Linked DNA regions of Homo sapiens: region 2 is linked to region 1. Evidence: chromatin loops called from intact Hi-C (ENCODE). Cell type or tissue: ovary. All regions are shown on one strand.

Region 1 (8,000 bases):
ACCCAGGACCACCTGGGTTCAAAATCGCAGCTCCTCTGCTGGGTCGCTGCGGGCTGTCCTTGCACTTACCTGTTGAGTTCAGTGTCTACATTTGTAAAGGAGGTCAGTACCTCCTTTGTTGGGTTGCACCAACCAAAGGTTGCACCTCTTGGTTGTCCTGGAAATAAAAGAGAGGCTGTTTGTAAAGGCCTGGCATGATGCAGGCACTCTCAGGTGTGGAGACTTCCAGGAGGCAGAAGTGGGTGTAGCTAAAGGGCTCTGGGAATCCTGCCTGGAGGCTGTGGAATGTGAGGCCCACTAACCTTACTTGGAGACTGGAAAGGCTGGAAGGCATTCAAATCACAGAACTGGGGAGCAAAGGAGTGGAATTGTGGTGGCCTGCCCCGGAGTGGGTCAAGCAGGGAAAATTTTCTTCCAGGTTTCTGTTGGATAAACCCACCTAAGTTCCTCTCCATCAGCCAGTCCATCGGGCCTACTCTGAGATCCTCTGCCCTGGACCCTCACAGGCAAGAGGGGAGGACAATTCTCCCCCCTCTGGCCTGTTTCCTTGTCTTCTGCAGATCCCTGATTCTACAGTGAGGACAAATCACAGACTCAGGAAAGGGATGAAGACTTGTCGATATTTGTCCGGTGAAATTCAAGTGGAGGCTTCAGGCCACTGTGTTGCATGCATCTCCTCTGCAGGAGAGCACAAAATGCCCAGTCCGTCAGAGCATGCTCATTTCCCAGCCCTCAGCAGCAGTCCTGAGAGCTCCCGTACAGTAATATATTTATACGAATTAACATAGCTGCTATATGTGTGCCCTGGTAACACGTAGGATCTGTGATAGCCACATCACGCTATCTATTTTTATCCTCCCTGCACCTCTATGCTGTAGCGTGCACCTCTATCCACTTGGCTAACCAGAAAACTGAGGCTTAAGAAGGGGAAGTGACTTGCCAGGGGGACATGGCTAGTGAGTCTGGAAGTGAGACAGACAGCTCTAATACCAGAACTTGGGCTCTTGCTGTTATACCAGGAGGCTTTAGGAAGAGAAGGAAACTCCTACCCCAAATGAAGGTGAAGGAAGATTCCCTGGTCACATCACCCTCTAACCTTGCTTGAGCATAGGCTGGGCCTAGGCCTGCAGAGAGAAGCAGAGGGAAAACCCCCTTCCTCAAGGAGCTCCAAATTAGAGGAAGGCCTGGAGGCAGAGTGAAACCTGCATACAAGGCAGCATCCCAGGAAATGGGATGGAAATCAGCCAGGAAAAGCAAGGAAAAGGGCAGGCAAGAGCTACACTCTGGTAAGATGTGAGCAGTCCAGGACTCAGGCAGAGACAAATGCCAAGACCTGCTCCAGTGGTGCCAGGCAAGCCTGTCACCTCCTTGGGCCTCACTGAGATCCGTGTATCCTCCATACATGCACATCAATGCCAACCTTTGCAGGGTTATGGGAAGGATTAGGAGATAATGTGTGCCCAGCATCTACAGCAGAGCCTGACACACAGCGGTGGTCGCTAAGGGGAACTATTGACCCACTACACACAACATCACTGCTCCCAGCAAACACACATACTTACTCGCACATGCACATATGCACACAAACACACATATGCACACAGTGCACCTGCATCCACACACTAACACACGGTCACTCATACACGCACACACACACCTGCACATATGCACACACACCCTAGAAGAATCAGTCTGTCTTAGATCCCAAGATCTCTTCTGACTTTATAATTCTTGGTATTCCTGTTGGCCATGGTAGGTGGCTTAGTGTGGTGGGAGGGGGCAAACAGAAAACAGGAGTGCTATGGGAGGCTGGCTTATATAGTTTTGAGGTCTTCTCAAAGCCCCTTTCTCCGGGCTCCCTGGTGACACATGGACAGTGGTTGTCATTAGTACCACTGGCCGTTTTTCCAGGTTGCCACGTTTCCGAGCCCAAGGCAGATGGCACTTCCAAGCCCCTTGTGGTTGGGGCAGGTGGGGCTATGTTACTAGCTCTGTCCAGTGAGCTGTGAGCAGAAGGGATATGCCAAGTTTCTCTCCAGAACCCTGCTCTGTTGTGACACAGGCAGGCTGCATTGGACTTGGTCTGCTTTGTCAGCTGCACACAAGTGACGGTAATGAGCAGAGCTCCTGCTGACCACAATGCCCTGAAGTGCAAATGAGAAATAAACTGTCCAAGTTTTGAGCCACTGGTCTGTGGGTCGCCGTGACACCACCTGAGCTAGCTTGTCCTCACTGAAGAAGATTTGTCTGTCCTGCTGTAGGCACTGTGAGCTTCCAGCACATTCTGGAGCCAGCCTTGTTCTGGGTATCCATCCAACCATCTCACATTTCTTCAGTTTTCCATTTGATGGATACTCTGGTTTTCCTCATTCATTCATTTTAACAAACCCTCCAGAAGGCTGTCTCTGTGTCAGGCCTCCTGCAGGGCAACAAAGGAGAAATATGTCTTGCCCTGCCTTCAGGACATGCCCTGTCTTCTGTGGGGGACCAGAAACAGGTCAGTGCTGCACCAGAGGGACGAGGGGAGCCCAGGGGAGAGCACCTAACACACTAGCTGTCTAGGCAGCTTCCTGGAAAAAGTGATGACTTAGTTGATTCCTGAAACCTGAGAAAGTATTGGACAGAAAAAGAGGAACGGTATGTTCAAGGCAAGTGCAAAGGTAGGGGAGAGAACATGGCAAATTATAGGAGTACCTGTGTGTCCGTCTATTGTGTGTGCAGGCGCTGCTCATGTGCACATGTGTGGGTGTGGACACAAGTGTGTGCCTGTGTGAGTGCTTTGCAGATGTAGCACAGGCGGTAGAGGGAGGCAGCTGTGTGACCAGAGTTGAGACTAAAGACTTGATCAGGAGCAGCCAGGGACGGTGGCTCAGGCCTATAATCCCAGCACTTTGGGAGGCCAAGGCAGGTGGATCACTTGAGACCAGGAGTTTGAGACCACCGTGGCCAGCTACTCAGGGAGGCTGAGGCACAAGAATCCTTTAAACCCGGGAGGAGGTTGCAGCGAGCCGAGATTGCCTCACTGCACTCCAGCCTAGGTGAAGAGGAAGACCCTGTCTCAAAAAAAAAAAAGAAAGAAAAGAAAAAAGAAAGAACGGAAGAAAGAAATGAAAAGAAGGAAAGAAGAAGGAAAGAAAGAAGAAAAGACAAAACAAGACTTCAAGACGTCATAGCCTTGATCACTTGATCAGGGGCAATTCATGCTAAGGGGTTTAATTGATCCCAGAAGGCACTGGGGAGCCATAGAAGGTTTAGGCAGGATGAGTGGCCAAGATCGGTTTCTGCTTTGCTCTCTGGCTGCAGGCACAGAGGCAAGTCCTGAGGCTGTTGTAACAACACTGAATGAAGGTGCCCCACCTAGCCAGTGCAGAGCTGGGAAGAGGGAGGGATGGAGTCCCCAAGAGTCCTGCAGGAGCAGAGAAGGATGCAGGAGGAGGCGTCTCTATGGGGCAGGTGGGTGTCTTGGGGATGGGGCACGTGGCCTCAGTAAGAACATGAAGCCAGGAGAAGGGCAGGACTGGGGACCACCATAAGCCAGGCACGGCTCCCCCCTGGGTTCAGTCAGCCTGAGAGGCACACTGAGGACCTCACTTCAGGGCCACACAGCCCAGTTTCATCCCAGGCGCCTGCGAGTTTCCCGGAGACAACCACAGGGAGTGTGCCGCGATTAATTCCCGAGTGTGGTCACTCTGGACAAAGCCATTGGGAGTAGAAAGGGCAGCACACCTATACCCATTGTACAGCGGGGAAAGCGGGCAAGGGGTCGCTCACAGACCCCTTCGTGCCCCGGCCCCGCCCTGGCCCCGCCCCAGCCCCGCCCAGGCCCCGCCCCAGCCCCGCCCAGGCGCTTGGCCAGCTCTCCCCGCCCCCGCCTCACCCCAGCGGTCTGTCCCAGTGCCAGTACACTTTCTGCTCTCCCAGCCGGGCACCTTCGGGCTTAGGGATCCCTTGGAGGGAAGCCCGCCGGGAAGCTGAAGACAGTGGTCACCGCCCTCGGTCATTACTTCCCGGGACCCGGACCCTAACCCTGCGCCACATCTCCACCCGCCCCCAGCCGTGTCCTGGCTGCGCAGCTGGAAAGGTTGAGCAGCTCACTGCTGTCCCTCTGTTCGGCCTTGGACACATCGCCTGAACTCCTGGGCGCCTCTGCTGTTAAGTGGGGGACAGCACTATTTACTGGGGAGGAAAACTCCAGGAATGTGGACCCTGGGGCCACGCAGGGGTTGGGAAGTGAAGGGCAGGGAACGCGGGCGGCGCCCGGGGTCTGCGGGTAGGCAGGCGGCCTGGCCGCGGAGGCTTCCCCGAGTCCTGCGCCTTCCTAGAGAGGGAGGGGCTCATATCGGCTGGCACAGCCACCACGGGTACCGAAACTTGGGGACGTGCCCGACCATGCCTCCTCCGGTGGCCCGGGGGCCACCCCGCATTGCTTAGAAGTCTCGCTTCCCGTTCCTCCTCTCTGGTTCAGCTCATTACTCTTCCGGTGACCCTGGGTATGCCACGCTTATTCTCCAGGCCTCAGTTTCCCCATCTGTGCTGTGAGGAGTGGAAGGAACGGGATGACTAGGAGCCTTTTAAGACCGAGTATTCGAGGTTCTTTCCGGCCCCGCGGAGCCAGGAGGTGCCAGCCGAGATGCGCGTGCCGCGCGCGCCCTCCAGTGCCCGGTTCCCGCTTCTGCACGGTCCTCGCTGGGCAAGGGCGTCCCAAGAAAGGAGGAAAGGAAGAACTCCATACATTGTCATTATTGTGAACTGATGAACAAAAGAGTCAATAGGGAAGGGAATGGGTAAATAAACCTCAGAATGAAGAAATAATAGGAGAGTGGTCATGAGTGCGCCAGCGCATGAATGAATGGACTCAAAATGAATGCACGCACAGAGTAAATGAGCCTTGCCTGTGACCATTTTCAAACATGTCATTTCTAACAAAAGTCACACAGCAGATAAGACTGTGTCTATGGATGACATGAAACCTGCCCACCCTCTCTTAACTGCCCATCCCCTGGTGTGAAGCTTCTCTGTGTGGTCAACCACCCCAAGTCCTCCTTTTTTTTTTTTTTTTTTTTTTCTCTCGCTCTGTCGCCCAGGCTGGAGTGCAGTGGCGCGATCTCGCCTCACTGCAAGCTCCGCCTCCCGGGTTCACGCGATTCTCCTGCCTCAGCCTCCCGAGTAGCTGGGACTACAGGCGCCCACCACCACGCCCGGCTAATTTTTTGTATTTTTAGTGGAGACAGGGTTTCACCATGTTAGCCAGGATGATCTCGATCTCTTGACCTCGTGATCCGCCCGCCTCGGCCTCCCAAAGTGCTGGGATTACAGGCGTGAGCCACGGCGCCCAGCCCCAAGTCCTCCCTTTATTTCGTACCTCTGCATCAACTTTTCCTCTACTGGAAAGCCCCCTCCCAACTCATGTGGCTGCCCTTCCTTATCCTTGAATTGGTGCATGACCAGCCCTGTGGGTTCAGCCACTTCATCCCTTCCTGGGGATCCCTGCTGAGGAACTTCCGTATCATCAGGGTCACACCCTCTATGCATCTCTCCCTCCAAGCCTTATTCCCCACCACCACCAGGACATCTAATCGGCACATCCCCAGCGTCTTAGGTGTTTGGCACATAAGAGGTGCTCAGGACGTAGCTGAGGAACAAAGGTAGTAAAGAGGGCAGTTTGCCAGTGACCCGCCCACATAGAAGCTGCTGCTCCCTGGAGTGAGCTCCCACTCTCGGCCCCATCCACCTGCCCTAAAGCTGATAGCTAGAATCCCTGGTCCCAGGACAGGACAGGAGAGCAAGGCGTGGGGAGAGCCAGAGGCACAGGATCCCAGCCAGGAGAGTCCAGCTGGGGCCATTGGGACTGGCAGCTTTGCCCACCCTCATACTGACAGTGTTAGGGGTGGTGCTGGGGGAGATGCCAGTTAGTAAACAGGAGCCCATTCCTCCCCAACTGGCCTCACCATGATTCCCCCAGGCTGGGCCTCACCTGGGACAGCTGGTTCAAGGAGCTGTGTTAATTAGCTTTGATGGTAATCACAGAGCAGCAGCACAGGGTGGTGCTTTCAGCCTCCAGTGATAACAGCATGACCTCCCTCCTCCCCAGGTCCTGGCAATCTACTTCCCCACTCCCTTTGTTCAGGGAGCCTGCGGATTTCAATACAGCACAATTAAAGGGGCTAAAAATAGTGTCTGATTCCAGAAGGGCTTCTTCGCTGTGACCCGACAATGTCTCTGCTGATCAAAGCAGGGGCAAGGAGGCCCTGATAGCTCATTTTCTCCTCCTTATCTGTGTAGTCAGATCTGTTTCATCTCTGCTGTCCGGCAGGCACCATCGGTCGCCTCAATTTTCTGGTTATTGCCCTTTCTGAATGTGCACACAGGAGGGGAAGACATGCCAAATCACCGGGCTTCATTTAACCAATCATCGCGGTGCCTTGGGTGGCGACAGCCCCTCGGGCAGGCCTCAGGAGCAGCTCTTGGGTGAAGCAGACAGGCTAGCTGGGAGGCTGGAGACCTGGTCTCCTCACTGGACCAGGCACTCATTGTGTGGCCTCACCAATCCCAGGGAGGCCCTGAGAGTTGCTTCTCACCAGCAGGATGGGGAACCAGAGTGCAGACTTGGAGGGCCATGCAGTGGCTGTGCAGTAGCTGGGGAGAGCAGGGAGCCAGTGGCATTGTTTCTACAAACCTGTAGGCTGCTCCTCCACTCAGCCCCTCGTGGTGTACTCCATGTGTCCCAAGCCCAAAAACCCATGTCCTGAGACAGTAAACTTCTCCTCTTTTTTAAGGATGAAATATCTGCAGCTGGATGGGGACTGGAACCAGGGCCACCTGGCCCCAGAGCCCAGATTTTCCAGTATGTAAATGTCTATTTCCTCCTGCAACCATACAGCCTCCAATAGTCTCCCTAAAATGCCAGCGGGTCTCTCTTTGAATTCCTCCAGGGATGTATGGTATTAATGGTATACCATATAATGGAAGGAGGGCAGCTCCTTCCATTAATGGTTCAATGGATAAGACTCCTTCTTAGCAAATGGTTCTTTATGTGGAGCTGAGAACTGTCTGCTTGTAATGTCAACTGAGAGCGCCCATTTCACCCTCAAGACCACGTGGTGAGTCTACTCCTGTCACTCACGGTGACCCTGTAAGTAGTAGATAGCCACTGCCTGTCTCCCCTCCCCTGCACCCCTCCAAGTTCAGCACCCCAGGTCCCTTCGTGGGCCCCCAGTGTTAATGTCTCACCCCTCTCAGCACCTACTTTGTCCCACAAGAATTGATTTCTCTTTTCAAGCAGGGAGTCAGGATGGCTGGACTCCCAGTGAGAAAGCCATCTCCTCTGTAGTGAATGCTGCAAAATCCTTGGTCATTTTCTGTCCCAGCTCTCATGTCCCAGTGACACACACTGTTCCCAACATCAAGCTAGGGAAGGGATAATCCTTCTCCAGCACCTTCCTTCTTCCAAAGCCCCGCCTCCAGTTTCCACCTGCCTTTGGCCACTCTCCCGTGCCTCCCTACAGTTGCTTTCAATGCTGTGTGCAGAGTCACCTGTGGCAGCGTGTGTAACAGGAGCTACTCAACCCTTGCCAATAGGAGGGCCTGCACCTGCCTTCAGTCATCAGTTTTCTTCTCCTAACCCAGCCTTCAGTCTGAGCACCCCAATTGATCATCACACATGTTACATCATCTCTCCAGGTAACTGGTTCCAGGAATAATGACAGGTGAAGTGCCCCATTTCCTCCACCACCACTACTACCACCCATGTCTAAAATAAGAACCAAGCCTTTTCTCTCTCATCGTTTTAAAATGTAATTGACAGAAATTCCACAGTAGCACCTACACCAGCCAAAAGTGTCTCAACACGGGAGACACCAAGCGGTCTCACCCTATAAAAACCTGTTCCCTCACCCACCCCCAACCTGAACAGGAGCCTTGGAATGCTGGTTCCCCGTCCAACGCCACTGTCCAGCACTACATGGCAGCCAAGACTCTCCCAGCCCCAACCTGTGAGCCCC
Region 2 (8,000 bases), 560 kb before region 1:
TACTAAAAGGGCAGAGGGGAGAGGAACTTTATTGTGGAGACACATGACAATCAATACCTCAGCGCTGGGATCAAGTTGAACATGTTCCCTTGATACAACATCATGAGAATGACGTTTTATCTCTGTGGTCTTCCCCCACCCCTCAAATATAACCCCATTATAACCCTAAGGAAAAACACCAAACAAACCCAAATTGTACAGAGCTAATTACCAGTACTGCTCAACATTCTCAAGATCATCAAAAACAAGGTACGTTTGAGAAACTGTCACAGGGAGACATAACAACTCAACGTAATGTGGTTTCCTAGAAGGGACCTTGAAGAAATTAAAGACATTAAAAAATCCAAATGAAGTTTAGTTAACAGCAATGTATCAACAGACATACGTAGAATGTTTCCATATGCATATGTTTCATTAGTTGGGACCAATCTATCATGTTAATGTAAGATGTAAACAATAGGGAAACAGGTGTAGGGATATACAGGAACCTTCTGTACTTTCTCTGAAACTTTTTTTTGTAAATCTAAAACTGCTCTAAAATTTAAAGTAAAAACAGTGTGCATTTTCTATATATTCTTAAAGGTGACTTTTTGATGAACAGTAGTTTTTATTTTTCATGCAATCAAACTTATCAATCCTTTTTGCTGTCATTAATAATTTTTTTTCTCCTTTTCAGTAAACTTGTCAGCTTATCCTTCCTCAGTATCATGAAGATATCCTCCTATTTCTAGAAGTTTTATCTTATTGATTTTCATATTGAGGTAAATTATATGCCTGAAATTAACTTTTGTGTATGATACAAAGTTGGGAATGGTCTTATTTTTTATTTTCTATACTTTTTGAAATACAGCTTTTTGCCCACTTTGTGCAGGGCCAATGATAAGTTTCTTTGTATGGAATGTTTTTATGTGTCTAAAGATCTAAGGGACTAGGTCTCAAGTGGCCCCCTCATCACCCTACCCAGTCACTAGGCAATCTAGAAAGGCCATTCACCCATTGTTAGCAAGTGAACATGCGATGAAGTCAGTTCTTATGTAGACTCACGCAGCGTCCACCTACTCTGTTAAATGCAGTTCCTGTCCCTGGAAAGAGATATAAGCCAGTACAATTGTTCAGGCCTTTCTTTAATATCTCCCTTTCCTCTTAAGAAACAAAAAATAAATCTCCATAAATTTTCAAAGCTTTCCATTATATGCCCTCCACCTATCTGTCTCATCTCCCATATCACAGTTCTTACTGCAATCCCTACTGACCTTCTACCCATTCCTCAAGGACACCACTCCAGTAATTTCAAACATGAATTTCTTCCCCCAGAAAATCATACCCTTCTGTGACTTTCCTGTCTTGGATATTTCCTGCCCCATCTTTTCCCTGGCTAATTCTTATTCTTGCCTCAAATTTCAGAATAAATAATCCCTCTTTAGAAAAGACTACCATAATCCATCAAAATCACATCATTCCCCATTATAATTTAATTTTCAGTCCTCATTACAATTATATTTGGTTAATTTTTGCATACTTATCAGGTGAGTTTTTTTCTCCCAATACACTGAGAGTTTCACAAAATATCTGGTTCAGCAACATTTCCAAAATCTACCATAGAATCGGGTACATAGCATATTCTTTAAAAATATTTTTTTTAAAAAATGGGGTGAAAAACTTATTTAAACCGTTGTTACTGAAATTTATTTTAAGAAATTAACTCTAAAAAGAATCATTACAAAACCTCTTTAGGGTAAAGAAATGCCTAGAATAGAAACTAAATCCCTGAGGGCATAAGCACTTTGAAGCTAGGGAGCATTAGAGGTGGATAAACTCTGAATTACACACTGACAGAGATGAGGATGGAGACAGAACACAAATGAGGAGAAGATAGGAAGAGCAAGGCTGGGAAGCAGAAGATAGCAGATTTTTCTAAGGACCTAGAGTGTCTAACAATTCCTCTTCTTCCCCTCTCCACCCCCTCCTCCTTGATATACCTTTAATTTAACATCGTCCATTCACATTGATGCTTCCACCTGACTCTCCAGCCTACAGTTTGGTGCAGTGGTATGGCAATGCCTGCAGAACTGAAAATCAGAGAACAGGTCCGTGCTCCACTCCCAGCTGAGGCCAAGGCTGAGCTGAGCAAGGCTACCTGGGACAAAGCCATGGCTCTCGGCTGCCCTACTTCTTCGCCAGTGGAATCAAAAACTGGTATACGTGTCATGCAACACCCCTGGAAATTCACTGACCTCCTGGAGAGGAGAGGATGTTGGCTATTCAGAAACAGTGAAAGGGGAGAATGAACCCATCACATCTATATATGAGGGGGCAGGGAGGCCCACGAACTCTCCTTTAAGGCCCTCCATCACATAAGCACTTCCCTGATGCTCCTCTTCTTCTGACCTAGTGACTGCCAAGCCCTCCTGCACATCCTGCCCTGTTTCTATCCCACTTCAGGGCCTCAGATCTTTCCCTGTGCCCAAAGTGCTCATCCTAGGGAACTCCTTAGGGTTGGCTCCTCATCATTCCAGGCCTAGGTCATTGCTGACACTGGCCAGGCTTGAGTGCCACATTTAAAAGTGGCCCTCACCCCACAAGCACAGCTTGTCGTCTTACCCTGCTCTGTTGCCTTCATGCATTTGGCACTATCTGATATTATCTATTTTAAGTACTCATTTCCTCATGTATAACATGTAATAGGCTTGAGGACAGATGCTTTTTACTATCTTCTTCCCTGTGGTATGCCCAGAATCCAGATAAGTAACTAGTAAGCAGTAGGTTCTCTCTGAGTAATTGTTGAATAAATGGAATGATCTTGGTTACAAATGAATAACTGAGTACACAAATGAGGTGAGAAGAAACCTACTAATAAGTAATTGGAATTACCTGACCCAGCCATCCCATTACTGGGTATATACCCAAAGGACTATAAATCATGCTGCTATAAAGACACATGCACACGTATGTTTATTGCGGCACTATTCACAATAGCAAAGACTTGGAACCAACCCAAATGTCCAACAATGATAGACTGGATTAAGAAAATGTGGCACATATACACCATGGAATACTATGCAGCCATAAAAAATGATGAGTTCATGTCCTTTGTAGGGACGTGGATGAAATTGGAAATCATCATTCTCAGTAACCTATCGCAAGGACAAAAAACCAAACACCGCATGTTCTCACTCATAGGTGGGAATTGAACAATGAGAACACATGGACACAGGGAGGGGAACATCACACTCTGGGGACTGTTGTGGGGTGGGGGGAGGGGGGAGGGATAGCATTAGGAGATATACCTAATGTAAATGACGAGTTAATGGGTGCAGCACACCAGCATGGCACATGTATACATATGTAACTAACCTGCACATTGTGCACATGTACCCTAAAACTCAAAGTATAATAATAATAAAATAAAATAAAATAAATAAAAAAACAAAACACATAGGAAATGGAATATGAGGGAATAACACATGTGTTTTTCATCCTTTCTGATCTTCCTTTTCTGTTTCTCAGTTTGTTTCTGCTTTTAGGCACAGGTGCCTAGACTCTAGGCAAACTGGACTGCCCCCCTGAGCACTGAGCAGCAGCCCTACCTGTGTGTGTGTGTGTGTGTGTGTGTGTGCGCGCATGCATGTGTATCTTCCGGTCTGGCAGCCAAAATGTTCTTGACAGGTCCCCTGGATCGCTCTGGAGAATCCAGGCACATCCAGGTCAGTAAGTGAGGGCCCATGGTTTGTGAGTGGAGCATCATTTATGTGTCTATGCTGAGAGCGGGACGCATGTTTTTCACAGCCTGGGATAGCTTGAGACAGTCTGCAGAGGTAAGGCAGTCAGCATCCGCATTCTGTCAACTCTGTGAAAATGGAAGCTCTACATGGATGCAGTCATATTATTTTCAGAGTTGAAAAGTGTCACACTGGAAAGGTTTAATACAGTTGTCACGACAGGAGTAGCATGAAAGACTCAGATGTCAGCCTCATATGTATTAAGTGAAGTCTCTCATGTTATTAAAAGGGAAATTATATTTGATTTTAATATCAATTCTTTAAAGCATGTGGTTATTTAGTTATGATATACACAAAGATTTTACTTTTTCCTTTGATGACAGTGCATTTAAAACCTTCTACTTCACTAATTAAAGAACACCAGGCCATGAAAATGATGGAATCTTATTTTGACAGAGTTTTGCCTGTTTTATAAGAAACAAAATTTGCACCTCAAAATAAACATATCATTAAGCATATTCTCTTGCTTTTAAATTTTAATTTGGGAAAATGTACAGGAAAAACCAACAGAATAAGGAAGTCTCTCAATATTTTTAAGTATTTTATCTTGCTATATTATGCCTCCACTCGTAACTATTACTCAAGGAAGGTATTTTTAAGAGACATATTTTCTTGACCGTGTCTTCTTAATGTCAATATTATATTTTGCTACCATCGAGCAGCATGTAGTTTGAAGACGACTGTAGTAATTTTATTGAACATCGCAATTTTATGTAATATTCATCCTTTTCAATAATGACACATAAAAATATAGATCCAGAGGGTTGCTCAATTGTTTATAATTCTAATTAATGAGAAATCTTGTCACAGATTTTGCAGAGCTATTAAAACTTTATAGGAAAAAAGAAAGTTTGGGGAGAAAAATTTACAAAATGAAAAAGCAGCCCAGGACATACAATGTTTACATAATACAAATTTCTGAAAAAGAGAACAGAATATGGATGGGAGAAAATTATTTAAAAAAAAAAAAATCAGCTGGGCGTGCTGGCCCATGCCTGTAATCGCAGTACTTTGAGAGGCCGAGGCAGGCGGATCTCAAGGTCAGGAGTTCGAGACCAGCCTCGCCAATATGGTGAAACTCTGTCTCTACTAAAAATACAAAAATTAGCCAGGCATGGTTTAGGCACCTGTAGTCCCAGCTACTCGGGAGTCTGAGGCAAAAGAATCGCTTGAACCCGGGAAGCAGAGGTTGCAGTGAGCTGAGATCGCGCCACTGCACTCCATCCTGGGCGACAAAGTAAGACTCTGTCTAAAAAAAAAAAAAAAAAAAATTCAAGAAAATTACTCAGCCATTGAGAATGTGGAATCTAGCCCAGGGGTCAGCAAACATCCTGTAAAGAACCCAATAGAAAACAGTTCAGGCTTTACCAGCCACGTTCCCTTTTCTGTCTATGTCACAATGACTCAACTCTGCTGTTAAAGCACATCCATAGATACAGGCAACCCATCAGTGAAGGAGACCAGCTGTATACCAATAACATTTTATTTATGGACACTGAACTTTGGATGTCATGCAATGTTCACATGTCACAAAATCTTCTGTTTCTTCTCAGCCTCTTCTTGCTCCTCTTCTTCTTTCTTCCCATTTAAAAAATGTAAAAACATTGTTAGATTGTGAGCCAATCAGAAAATCAGGTTATGATCCAGATTTCCCCCATGGACTATAGTTTCTTGACCCCAGATCAAACCTCTAAGTGTCCACTGATGGATCAGCACAATGGATGGGAACACCGACCCCATGACCCTCCCCTGTGAGACCTCAGGCACTAGGGACAAAGGGAGGGTATTACAAGTACTGGCTACATTTATGTGTAACTGGAATAAAGAATTCCAACATAAACAAGGAGAAATAAGAGTCTAGAAAAGTTGCTATTAATCAAACAATCCAACATGTACCTGAAATAGATAATATTGGAGTGTAAGAATTCTTATTGAAGTTTCTAATTATTCATAACAGAATTTTTATTCTTTTTCTATTTTTTAAAATTTTTCTTTAACTTTTGGGATATACGGGCAGAATGTGCAGGTTTGTTACATAGGTATACATGTGCCATGGTGGTTTGCTGCACCCGTCAACCTGTCATCTAGGTTTTAAGCCCCATATGCATTAGGTACTTGTCCTAATGCTCTCCCTCCCCTTGCCCCCCACCCCCCAACAGGCCCCGGTGTGTGATGATCCCCTCCCTGTGTCCATGTGTTCTGACTGTTCAATTCCGACTTATGAGTGAGAACATGGGGTGTTCGGTTTTCCATAACAGAATTTTTAAATTTTAATTTTGTTTGTGTGTGTATGTTTTACCTCAACAAATTGATTCTAACATTTATATACAAGTGTAGGGCAAAAATAGGCAATTCAGTTTTGAGTAAGAAGAGCAAGATATGCAGAGGCAATAAATCAGCATAATTTCTAATAATTGAGAGCCTGAATATACAGATGGACAATGGCCAGAACATATATAACAAAAGAACTCTGACCCACAGTCTGCAGCAGCAAGGCCAGGACACCAACCCCTTATCTACAGGAAACAGCCCCCAGGAATCCAGCCTGTTATCTGTAAGCCAGACTTACGGGAAATCAGACCAAGGTCTCTAGCAACCAGTCCCAGAAGCCAAATAGTAATTCCTGTAACAAAATAGCTAAGATTTAATTAAACTCTGAAAGCTTCCCTAATGCTTTTTTACCTGCTTCCAACTTAGGACCAACCAGAAAAAAACAAATATACTCCTCTAACCAATCCCATAAGATACCCACTTTTGGTGAGTCTTCCTCCAGCTTCCCATGCCAACAGCCTCCATCAGGGCACACTGAAGCCTTCCTTCTGTCCACTACAAAGCTCTCCCACTCCTTGTCTGCCTTAGCATCTTAGCCAAAAGGCAAGTGATGGTGGCTGACTCCCGTGATACAGCAAACTCTGAACTGCTTCTGCCTGTTCTTATTTGGTCAATCTTCATTTATTTCCAATGATGAAAATTTGGAGTTACATCATTGATAAAGTATGATAAAGTAATTTGTGAATAAATTGTGATAAACCCCATACAATGGGAATTAGCTGACGGAAATGAGTTCTATGGTAATTGCCACCCAGTAAGACAAACGTACTATTTTTGAACAAATTTTCCTTAGAATACTTTTGGAAAGAGAAGAAATCATGGTATTTGCAAGAGGTTTCATTGCCCCACTCCAACCATGGCCATTGTGGACATGCCAAGTCCACAAGCACACAGCTAACCAGGCAGCTGTTTCTCACTGGGATGATTCTAAGCCCAGCTGTGGGCTCTACATTCTGTCCCTACCTCCCACTTCATCACAGTGTTTAGAGAGAAGAAAATATATAACGTGAATAATCAGGAAGTCTGCCAAAGTGTTTCTTCCATTCCACAGCCAGATATCCCATGATGCCCAAAGTCCAAAGCTCATGAATTGTGACAGCTCGTGGCTTGATATTGCTGCATGGAAACAAGCAGGAGGCAAGGAAAAGAGGGAGGAGGGAGTTGTGTTGACAGATTAAATGCAGGACACTCAGTTAAATCTGAATTTTAGATACATAACAAAGCCATTTTAGTATATCCCAAATATTACATGAAACATAGTTATAACAAAAATTATCATTTGTGAATCTGAAATTTAAATCTAACCGAGTGTCCTGTACTTGTATTTACTAAATATGGCAACCCTAGGGGCAAGGGTAACACATGTTTTTCTAGTCCTTTTATGGAATACTTACAACCAGTGTTTTTTGTTGTTTTGTATTTTAGAGACATCTTGCTCTATTGCACAGGCTGGAGTACGGTGGCTCAATCATAGTTCACTGCAGCCACAAACTCCTGAGCTCACCTCCCACCTCAGCCTCCCAAGTTGTTAGGACTACTTGCACACACCACTTTACCTAGCTAATTTTTAATTTTCTTTTTTGGAGAGCCAGGATCTTGCTATGTTGCCTGGGCTGGTCTTAAACTCCAGGGCTCATGTGATCCTCTAACCTCGGCCTCCCAAAACACTGGGATTGCAAGTGTGAGCCACTGCAACTGGCTCACACAACCAGTATTGATATTCTCCCCATGGGTTACTTAGAGCTGTGCCATTTAATTTCCAACTGTTTGCTTTTTTGAGATATCTTATTTTATTACCTTTAATAGAAGGCTAAGGGCCCTTCAATATTCTTTCAAATTAAGTACTTCTATAAAGTAAAAATATAAAATGAAATCAACAAATATTTAATG

The links. Peaks named below come from ENCODE experiments on the same cell type or tissue, not always from the same donor. Only the 100,000 strongest peaks of a DNase experiment are listed, where the experiment ranks them.
Region 2: a loop joins it to region 1, with 3 times the contacts of the local background. A loop is called at or near these places in 3 of 110 quality-filtered maps.

What each region holds. Positions count from the first base shown.
Region 1 is chr2:126,772,912-126,780,911 of GRCh38, forward strand. LOC124907882 (a long non-coding RNA gene) reads left to right here and starts at 3,900. Exons shown (of 2, transcript XR_007087224.1): 1 at 3,900-3,996; 2 at 4,513-4,812. In ovary, a CTCF peak has its summit at 4,653; DNase peaks (open chromatin) are centred at 3,950, 4,160 and 4,650; H3K4me3 peaks cover 1,106 bases.
Region 2 is chr2:126,215,386-126,223,385 of GRCh38, forward strand. No RefSeq gene overlaps it. Among named protein-coding and RNA genes, the nearest start is that of LINC01941, 100 kb to the left of the region's middle. In ovary, no CTCF peak of the experiment used is centred here; a DNase peak (open chromatin) is centred at 4,810.